Linked DNA regions of Homo sapiens: region 1 is linked to region 2. Evidence: read pairs that join two places in POLR2A ChIA-PET (ENCODE). Cell type or tissue: GM12878. All regions are shown on one strand. Each heading gives the region's core, and the rest is flanking DNA. Links, peaks and the distances in the headings are about the cores only. Region 1 overlaps TRANK1 (tetratricopeptide repeat and ankyrin repeat containing 1). Region 2 overlaps EPM2AIP1 (EPM2A interacting protein 1).

Region 1 (5,386 bases), core at 235-5,234, 100 kb after region 2:
GTTACAAAAATGGTTCAGAGATTTTCTGTACTCCCCTCACCCAGCCTCCACATAAAGTTAGCATGCTGTATAATCAAAGTTTAGGCCAGCACAGTGCCTCCTGCCTGTAATCCCAGCACTATGGGAGGCCAAGATAGGAGGATCACTTGAACCCAGGAGTTCGAGACCAGCCTGGGCAACATAGTGAGAGCCTGTCTCTATAAAAATAAACATAAAAAAATTAGCTGGGTGTGGTGGCACAGGCCTGTAGTCCTAGCTACTCAGGAGGCTGAGATGGGAGGATGGCTTGAGCCCAGGAGTTTGAGCCTGCAGTGAACTACGATCGTGCTACTGCATTCAGCCCAGTCAGTTGACTGAGACCCTGTCTCTAAAAAATAATATACAGACCTCATATGAGTTTCGCTAGCTTTTTCACTAACGTACCTTTTCTGTTCCAGGATCCCACATTGCATTTAGTTTTCATGTCTCCTTAGTGTTCTGTAGTCTGTGACCATTCCTCAGTCTTTCCTTGCCTTTTGTTACCTTGACCCTTTCAGAGAGTAGTAGTCAGTTATTTGGTAGACTATCTATCAATTTTGGTTTGTTTGATATTTTGTTATGACTGGAATGAAGTTATGTGTTTTTGGTGAGAATATTACAGAAATGATTTTGTATCCTCAGTGAATCGTACCAAGGGGTTCATGATGTCAATACTTCTTATCATGTTAACCTTGATTATTTGATTATTTGTTAACCTTGATTATTTGTGATGTGTGGGGCTTCTCCACTGTAAAATTACTATCTTTTCTTTTGTAGTTAATGAGTATCTTGGAGGGGATACTTTGAAACTGCATATACCCTGTTTCTTCTCAAACTTCTGCCCACCAATTTTGGTATCTATTGGTAGATCTTGACAGCTACAGGTATTACTATGGTCTTTGATTAACATTAATTTAAAATTTTTCTTCCTTCTGTCTACATTTATTGTTTAATTTTTTTTTTTTTTTTTCTGAGACAGAGTCTTGCTCTGTCTCCAGGCTGGAGTGCAGTGGCGCGATCTCAGCTCACTGCAGCCTCCGCCTCCCGGGTTCAAGCGATTCTCCTGCCTCAGCCTCATGAGTAGCTGGGATTACAGGTGTGTGCCACCATGCTCAGCTAATTTTTGTGTTTTTAGTAGAGACAGGGTTTCACCATGTTGGCCAGGGTGGTCTCAATCTCTTGGCCTCACGTGATTCACCTGCCTGGGCCTCCCAAAGTGCTGTGATCACAGGCGTGAGCCACTACGCCTGGCCTATTGCTTGGAATTCTTATGTAATGAAGAGCTGTTCCTTCTCCCTGTATATTCAATTATATAATGATTTCAGTATGGACTCGGATGTTTATTTTATTCTATGGGATAAAATCCAATGGTATGATTATTTATTTTGTTGCTAACGTTGCTCCAGCTTTAGCCATAAGGCACTCCTTCAGACTGGCTCCTGTGTTCCTTCAAAAAGTCCCCTTGAGCACTTCCTTACTTTCAGACACCACAAGGTGTTCCAGGTTCATATTGCGTGGTCCCTGTCCCAGCCCTGGAATCAACCACTTCTCTAAGGATCCCTGGTTCCTATTGGAGAATGTTAGAGGAAACAAGATCTGGTACTAGGTATGCCATTGCGAAGCGGAGTGTCATTGTTTCTAGGACTTTTTGGCAGATAAGAGCTAGGACATACATGTATGTGCACTAACCGATGATACTACATCTGTATTATTGTATCTCTCTGCATATGTCTATGTTAAAAACCATGAGTTTATACTGATATCTCTGATTCCAGTCCAAACACCATGATCATTCAGCCCTTTTTATTTGTAATATTGTTCATCTACAATATATTTACTTATTCAGTCTATGAATTTCAGACTAGGTAACCCATAATACCTCTGTGAGAAACACATTTACTGACTAGATTTATATTCACTTTATGTTCATTTATATTCAGTGTTTTTTGTCTTTAGCCTTAGAGCATCCTGTTAAGATACTGGTAGTTCTTTTCTTTCCCACTCCCTTTACCATGGTTTTGTTAGTAATTTGTAGGACACTCAAACTCATTTTTTTAGTGTTTGTATTCCATTTTAGGATTTGCCCCACATCCTGTTTGATTTTGTTTATATTTTGGGTATATGAAGGGCATGTGAAATATTACCATGGTTCTAGGAGTCAGAACTTTACAAAAGATAGGCTTAAAGAAATGTCACTTCCGTCTCATCCTTGCACCCTGGCCATTTCCATTTCCTCCTCCTTTCTGCCGCCTGCCCATCCAGCCTTATAGATAATCAGTTTCTTTAATTTCAGGCCTATTCTTTCTGGATTTCTTTTGCAGCAATGAACACACACATGCTATTTTCTTATAGCTCCCTTTTTTTTTTTTGCATGAAGAGTTACATTATATAGATACTCTTTGGCACGTTTTCTTTTTTCTTTCTTCTCTTTTCTTTTCTCTGCGTTTTTTTTTTTTTTTGAGACAGAGTCTTACTCTATCACCCAGTCTGGAATGCAGTGGTGCAGTCTTGGCTCACTGCAGCCTCACCCACCCGGGCTCAAGCGATCCTACCACCTCAGCCTCCTGAGTAGCTAAGACTAGACATGTGCTACCATGCCCCACTATTTTTTTTGCTGTTGTTGTTGGTAGAGACAGAGTTTTGCCATGTTTTCCAGGTTGGTCTCAAACTCCTGGGCTCAAGTGATCTGCCTGCCTTGGTCTCACAAAATGCTGAGATTACAGGCATGAGCCATTGCACCTTGCCTGATTTTTTTCACTGAGAGTATGTCCTGGAAATCACTCCATATTAATTCATATGTATAAATGCTTATGTAGTTTTGTTAGATATTATCAACTTTTCATCTAGGAGAGGGTTGTACCAATTTGCGTTACCACCGACAATGTATGAGGGTGCTTCTCTCACAACAGTCTCACCAGTAGAATTTGTTGTCTTATTTTAAAAGGTTTTCTGGTCCAATAGGTGAGAATTGTTCTTCCAGTATCGTTTTAATTTGCATTTCTCTAATTATGTGTGAGGTTGAACTTTTAAGAATGTGTTTAAGAATCACTTTAATATCTTTTACTATGAATTATATGTTCATGTCTCTTTCCCATTTTTCTTTATGGTTTTTGGTCCTTTGTCCTCAATTTTTAAGAATTCTTCGCTCATTAGCTCTTGTCTGTGGTATATACTGCAATTATTTTCTCCCGGTTTGTCAGTTGTCTTCTGACTTTGTTGTTTTTTGTCATGCAATTTGGTTTTCTTTTTATGTAGTCAGATTTATCAATCTATTGTTTATTGCCCCCAGATTTGGAGTTAACAAAGTCTTTCCTTACACCAAAGTTAAAGAAGAATTCACCTGTATTTTCTTCAGGTGCCTGTAGTGTTTCATTTTTTTACATTTAGATTCTTGGTCCATTGTAGTTTATTATAAGAATCTAGCTTTACTTTTTTTTCCAAATAATTACCTATTTGTCTCTGCACTATTTATTTAAAAGTCTGTCTTAACCTCAGTAATTGGAGATGTCACTAATGCTGAACTTCCTGTTCTATTCTGTTTATCTCTTTGCCTATTCATGTGTTGTAGGAGTCTTTGAATCACCTTTCTAAAAACCAGTTTAAAAATTTTAGATACACTTTATACCCACCAGGATGACTAAAATAAAAAAAGATAACAACAAATGTTGACAAGGAAGTGGAAAACTTGGATCCTTCATACATTGCTGGTGGGTAAGAAAAATGGTGCATCTGCTTTGGAAAACAGTTTGACAGTTGCTCAGAAAGTTAAACAGTTACCAGAAGACCAAATCTGTCACTCATAGGTATATACCAGGAGAAGGTAAACATGCCCAAATAAGAACTTGTACATGATTATTCATATCAGCATTATTCATAATAGCCAGAAAAGTGGAAACAACCCAAATCTCTATCAACTGAGGAATGGATAAACAAAATATGCCATATCCATACAAGGGAATATTATTCAACCATAAAAAGGAAGTACTGATACATGCTACAACACGGAGGAAGATTGCGTTATGCTAGGTGAAAGAAGCAGACAAAAAAGACCATGTGTTGTGTGATTCCGTTGATATGAAATGTCCGGAATAAGGAAATCCCTAGAGACAGAAAGTAGATTACTGGTTGCCAGGGGTTTGGGAAGGGGAGTAGAGAATGACTTAATGTGTATGAGATTTATTTTAGGGGTGATGAAAATGTTCTGGAATTGGACAGTGGTGATGGTTGTACAACTTCATAAATATACTAAAACTAATTAAATTATATAGTTTATATTTATTTATTTATTTTTGAGAGAGATTCTCCTTGTGTTGCCCAGGCTGGAGTGCAGTGATGTGATCTCGGCTTACTGTAGCCTCTGCCTCCTGGGTTCAAGCGATTCTCCTGCCTCAGCATCCCAAGTAGCTGAGACTACAGGCATGTGCCACCATGCTTGGCTAATTTTGTTTTTTTTTTGAGACGGAGTCTTGCTCTGTCACCCAGGCTGGAGTGCAGTGGTGCGATCTCTGCTCACTGCAAGCTCTGCCTCCTGGGTTCACGCCATTCTGCCTCAGCCTCCCCAGTATCTGGGACTACAGGCGCATGCCACCATGCCTGGCTAATTTTTGTATTTTTAGTAGAGATGGGGTTTTACCATGTTGGCCAGTTTGGTCTTGAACTCCTGAGCTCAGGTGATCTGCCCTCCTCGGCCTCCCAAAGTCCTGGGATTACAGGTGTGAGCTACCACACCCGGGCAAATAATACACTTTAAAAGAATGAATTTTATGTTATATGAGCTGTATCTCAATGGAAAAAATATTTTAAAGGGGAAAAATATTGAAAGTTCATGTTTTTGATAAAAAAAAGTTCATTGGATGTGGCTTGAATTTAAGGTGCACAGGGTTGTAGATGCCACAGACCCATGACCCAGAACAGCTGAGAGGCAGTGAATAGTGGCTCTTCAAGTCTGCAATAAGAAAATGGCCTCCAATTAGGGTAACATCACACACCGGGGACTGTTGTGGGGTGGGGGGAGGGGGGAGGGATAGCATTAGGTGATATACCTAATGCTAAATGACGAGTTAATGGGTGCAGCACACCAACATGGCACATGTATACATATGTAACAAACCTGCACGCTGTGCACATGTACCCTAAAACTGAAAGTATAATAATAATAATAATAATAAAAGAAAATGGCCTCCAATTAAACTACATTGCAAACAAGGGGAAAGAAACAGAATGGAAAGAGTAAAAAAGTTGGAGAATTTGTGGTGGAAAAAGTAGTAGATTGATGTGTAGTGAAAGGGAAAGTGGATTATTTCCTCAAGTGGAAGGGATTTACAGATGCTACAGACCTACAGATGGAAGAACGTCATGATACAATGCT
Region 2 (5,386 bases), core at 98-5,097:
TGTCATATTTACTAGGGGCTTCTGTTGGCATTTAAGCCTAAAGACACTCACCCCTGCAGTGCATGGGACAGCCTGGCACAATGAAGAATTAGCCCTCCCAAAATGTAGATTATTTTATTTCAAGGGATAGGGCAGATTACCATTAGAAGCAAAATTAAAAGTACAAGCTGGGCAAACTGACAGAATACTAGATAGGAGAGACTAATTCCAACCTTCTAAATTTGGCTAGTAAAGTGCAATAAAGGCATTGATAAGTTCTGTTAGCTCACCATAGCACTTGTAAATCAGGAATTAATAATTGAATCAGATTTAAGGGCTCTGTCCTGTTATACATATTTAAGGCAGAAAAAAAGTTACATGTCGATTAGGTACTTATCAAGAATGGTCAAGCTGAGATTTTGGTTAATAGAGTAAGCTTACATATCTAGAGAAACAACATAGTGGAAAACCGAAAAAAAAAAACAGAAAAATCTACCGGTAATTTCCCAATAGCTTTGAATATTCACAGCAGAGCTTTATTACTTGAGAGAAAGACTGGAAGACCTGAAAGCCACTTCTGCTTTCTAACCCCAGTTCCTTAAATATTGAAATCTTGTACATTTTGTGAAATTCCAGTATGTTTTGCTTAAGGTGTTAATAAAATTAGTTTGCATCATGTAGTCATTGAGTGAGGGGGAGATATAAGCCAAGGATTTTAAATTGACCCTTAGCTATAGAGAATTTGCTATAAGCTAGTCTTGTTTGTAAAAAAAAAAAAAAAAAAAGAAAAAGAAAAAAGTGTATTTTACTGTTTTCTGTATTAAGTAATTCTGTAACTGCATGGCAGTCTTTTTTTTTTTAAATAAATATAGTTGTTACTGGTCCTGTTGTAGCAGTGAATATAGTTAAAATACGTACATTAAAAAAAAAATTATTAGGTCCTTACCAGTTACTGTCCTATAGCTCATTCCTACTAGTTTTCTTGACAGATTTGTATTCCCAGTGTCCCGTATTGCCACTCAAATTGCTCTACTATGCTAAGTCCTTGTTAATAGTCTTACCCTCCTTGAAACACTTGAACACTTGATGACTTTAGCTTTGAGGAGATACCATCTCCAGGTGTGCTTTCTTAGTCTTTGCAGGCACCTCTTCCCTTCAATATCTGTTCTTCGTATTTTTAAAAAAATTTGTTTTAGACTGCCTTGTTCTGTGTCAGCTCGCTAGCTGATCTCATTTCCTTCCATGGTTTCCTTACCATTTATATGCAAATGACTGTCAGATTCATATCTCCTTTCTAGATCTTCCCTAATTGATGTATCTAATTGCTAACAAATGCTCTTTGCTGTCTCAGGCACTACATGTCATTGATCTTGCCCCCAATCCTGCTCCTCCTCTCATGTTTCCTCTTTGACTAAATGGCATTACCACTACCAACCATTCATTTGTCCTTTTTACCAATTCTCCAATGCTGCCATTTTAATTCAGGCCATCAACCTACCTAAATTATAGCAACAGCCTCCTTATTAGTCTCCCTGTTTTTTATTTTTATTCCTTTCTACACTACAACCAAATTGCTCCAAAAGACTTACTGATCATGTCACTGCATTGCTTTCACCATTGCTCTTAGGGTACAATACAAATTTATCTTCATCTTTAAGGTCTCAGTATGCCACTTCATCTAGGAAACCTTCATTGATGCCCTCTAGATTAGGTGCCCTTACTATCCATTCCCTATACACCCTGTTCTTTCCCAGACATACACTTGGCACACTTTATTGTTACTGCTTATTGATCACTGCTAGACTGTAAGCTTTGTAAGGGCAGGGACCATATAAGCCTTGTTCACTGTTATATCTCTAGTGCTTAGCACAATGCCTGGCATTTCAATAAATGTTTGGACAAACGAATATTTGTGTAGTGTTTTACAATTTTTGAAGCTCTTTCACAGTCTTATTTGACCTTCACAGTCATTCTGCCTTAGACTGTCCATTGGGTAACTTTTATCCACATATTACTAATTGAAAAATGAAGACAAGTTCTTTGTAACTAGGGACCTCGTTGTATTCTCAGAATTTAGTGTAGTGCTTAGCATGTGACTTAAATATGTATTATGTGACTGTTAAACAAATTGTGGTTTTCTCTGTTGTATGAAAGGAGAGAAGGATAACAAATTGCGGTTTTCCCTGGTAAACACAGTAAGTAGTAAACTCAGGATTCAAAACCAAATATACACACCAAATCCACTATGTAATATTAAGTTTGCATATCCATGTATAGAATCTTATTTTTTTTTACCCTTTGTAAACAGTGTCATATATATATATATATTTTTTTTTTTTTTTTAAATTTCCAAAGGAACCTACATATAGAGGGAAAAGATTAGACAACTACTTAGTGAACTAAAACAATATGTTTTTACTAAATGTTACATTTAGTATTGGAAAAAGATAATGCCGCCTAAGAGTTAATAATCATTTTTCCTTTTGTAGGCATCAACACTAGGAGAAAATGGCATGCTATTTACTTGCTACTTTCCTTTACAGATGATTTTTGGCTCTTCTGGGATTTAAAAGTAAGTAAATTTAACAAAGTAGAAGACTGACTCAGCCCTTCTGGTCACTATATATTCAGTTCACTTGTTTTTACACCTGCAGAATGTCCTTATCACCCAAAGGGAGATGACCCAAAAGTGACATCTAGTTAATGTATACTTCTAAAGTTTGCTGTATTCCTTTGCCTTCTTGTTCCCATGCCTCTCTGAACTTAATTTCTGGGTAACTGAGGCTTTTCAGGCTTAGGTGGGAAAGCCACACCCTTAGTCTGTTTCCTTAAGCCATTTTGACCAATTTATGGGATTAACTAGTATAATCTTAGTTGGAGTTTTAGTCTGAGGCATATTAAGTCATTCAGAGATCTTAACAGTAGGTGTCATAGTCATCCAGTGATTTGGTGCTTGCTGCAAAACTGGCTTTTTTTTTTTTTTTTTTTTTTGAGGCGGGGTCTCACTTTGTCACCCAGGCTGGAGTGCAGAGGTACAATCTCAGCTCAATGCAATCTCTGCCTTCCTGGCTCAAGCAATTCTCCCACTGCAGCCTCCTAAGTAGCTGGGAATACAGGTATACACGAGTACACCCAGCTAATTTTTGTATTTTTATGTGGAGACAGGGTCTTGCTGTATTCCCCAGGCTAGTCTCGAATTCCTGGACTCAAGCAGTCCGCCCGCCTCGGGCTCCCAAAATGTTGGTGTTATACGTGTGAGCCTCTGCACCCGGCGGCAAAACTGGCTTTTAATCAACCTTTTGGCTAAAGGATTTCTCTTTTTATTTATTTGTAAAAGGATTTCCCATTTTTATCTTTCTTTTTGATATTAAAATGTTGCCTCATCCTACCCAGTAAGTACTTGAATTTGAATTCTCTTCCTTTTCATTTTTGCCTGCAAACTGACCAGTCTTTTCTGAGTTCATCTCTTCTGTACGTTTTGTCAAGTGCAGTGAACAGCAACTACAAAATATTTTGTTTTTCTGTCTTTTTCTTTAGTAAAGGGTAGATGATCTGCCTTTCAGGTTATCTCAAGGGGCAGTTTCACCTTTCCATAATATAAATTACCCTTGTGTAAGTTATTTCTTCCATCTTCTGATAGCAATTTCCTGAATGCCTGCCAGCTAACCATTAAGCCAGTGTTCAGTATTTTAGCATTTTAAAAAACAAGGGACCAATTTCTGTGTCAGCATGGGCTAGCTTGCCATTGAATAACAAAGGCAAAATCTCACTGTCTCACACAACTTTTCTATTGCAACTTGCCTAGGGACTTTGGTTTAGATCATAGGTTGGCCATGATCAAACTATGGTCCATGGGCAAAATCTGTCTAGCTCCTTATTTATCTAAATAAAGTTTTACTGGAATATAGCCTTGTCCATTTATTTATTATCTGTGGCTACTTTGGTTCTACAATGGCACAGCTGAGTAGTTGCTACAGAGTGTGTACATCTCACAAAACCTAAAATACTTATTCTGTGGCCCTTTACAGAGAAAGTTCACCAATTTGTGCTCTAAGTTGCCTTCATTCTGGGTCTCAGGCTGACAAAGCAGATACCATCAGGAGTGTGGGTGCTAACTTTGGGAAATGAAAAAAGAGTATGGCAAATCACTTAAGGACTCTTAAAGGACTTTCATTGGCCAAAGCAAATCACATAGCCACATTAAAGTTCTAGGAGGAGTGTGATCCTTGCATATACCTGGGAGAAAAACCAGAAATATTTGGAAGACAACACCACTGATTAACATCTTCATTTATATGCTTTCTTCCAATATATTTTCAACTTGTTACTGAGGTAAAATTTAAAAGTGTACCGATATTAAGTGTACACCTCAGTGGGTTTTTATATATGCCCTTGAATGCACCACCCAGGTCAAAATATAGAATATTTCTAGCACTTCAGTAGGTGTCCTTATGTTCCCCAGGCCCCCACCAACCCCTTTTATCACCACGGATTAGTTTTGCCTGTTTTAAAACTTTATGTAAGTGAAATAATTATATGCACTCTTCCGTGTCTTGTTCAACATTGTATCTGTGAGAGTAATCCATGTTATATGTAGTAGCAGTTCATGTTTTACTTCTGTGTAGTATTCCATTGTGTGACTACATCACAACTTACCCATTCTACCGTTGATAGAAATTTAGGTTGTTTCCAGCTTGTGGTCATTATGAATAAAGTTACTATGAAAATGATCACATCTGTCTTTCAGTGAGCATGTGCACCCATTCTTGGCATACTCTTTGGTATGTACCCTGCTTCTATATTTTCCTCATATAGTTTATTCTCTACATAGCATTCAGAGTGATCCTTATTTTAAAATATAAATTAGGCCAGGCGCGGTGGCTCACACCTGTAATCCCAGCACTTTGGGAAGCCGAAGCAGGTGCATCACCTAAGGTCAGGAGTTTGAGACCAACCTGGCCAATATGGTGAAACCCCATCTCTACTAAAAATACAAAAATTAGCCAGGTGTGGTGGTGCATGCCTGTAATCCCAGCTACTCAGGAGGCTGAGACAGGAGAATCGCTCCAACCCAGGAGGCAGAGGTTGCAGTGGCTGAGATCATGCCACTGCACTCCAGCCTGGGCGACAGAGCAAGGCTCCGTCTCAAGCAAAACAAAATATGTGTGTATGTGTGTATATTCATATAAATCAGACCATACCACTTGTCTGCTCAAAATCACCAATGGCTTTGTATCACAATCAGACTAAAGTCCAATGTCTATCATGGCCTACGAGACCCTGCATACTCTGCACCCACACATACTCTGCACACATACCCTTTTTCTTCCTACCATCTTACCTCATACCCTTTATCCCTTTCCCTGTTCCTTCTCACTCTCCTCTGTACTAGACATAGTGCTTGTAA

Evidence for each region. Peaks named below come from ENCODE experiments on the same cell type or tissue, not always from the same donor. Only the 100,000 strongest peaks of a DNase experiment are listed, where the experiment ranks them.
Region 1: POLR2A ChIA-PET joins it to region 2 with 5 read pairs; 15 of 35 experiments call an interaction of 5 or more read pairs at or near these places.

What each region holds. Positions count from the first base shown.
Region 1 is chr3:36,880,536-36,885,921 of GRCh38, reverse strand. All of the region lies in intron 8 of TRANK1 (tetratricopeptide repeat and ankyrin repeat containing 1), which reads left to right. It also overlaps the pseudogene CBX3P10. Among named protein-coding and RNA genes, the nearest start is that of LINC02033, 61 kb to the right of the region's middle. In GM12878, for the core only: no CTCF peak of the experiment used is centred there; no DNase peak of the experiment used is centred there.
Region 2 is chr3:36,984,366-36,989,751 of GRCh38, reverse strand. It overlaps EPM2AIP1 (EPM2A interacting protein 1), which reads left to right. Exons shown (of 1, transcript NM_014805.4): 1 at 1-4,709. Among named protein-coding and RNA genes, the nearest start is that of EPM2AIP1, 6.1 kb to the left of the region's middle. In GM12878, for the core only: no CTCF peak of the experiment used is centred there; no DNase peak of the experiment used is centred there; H3K4me3 peaks cover 1,634 bases; H3K27ac peaks cover 1,406 bases.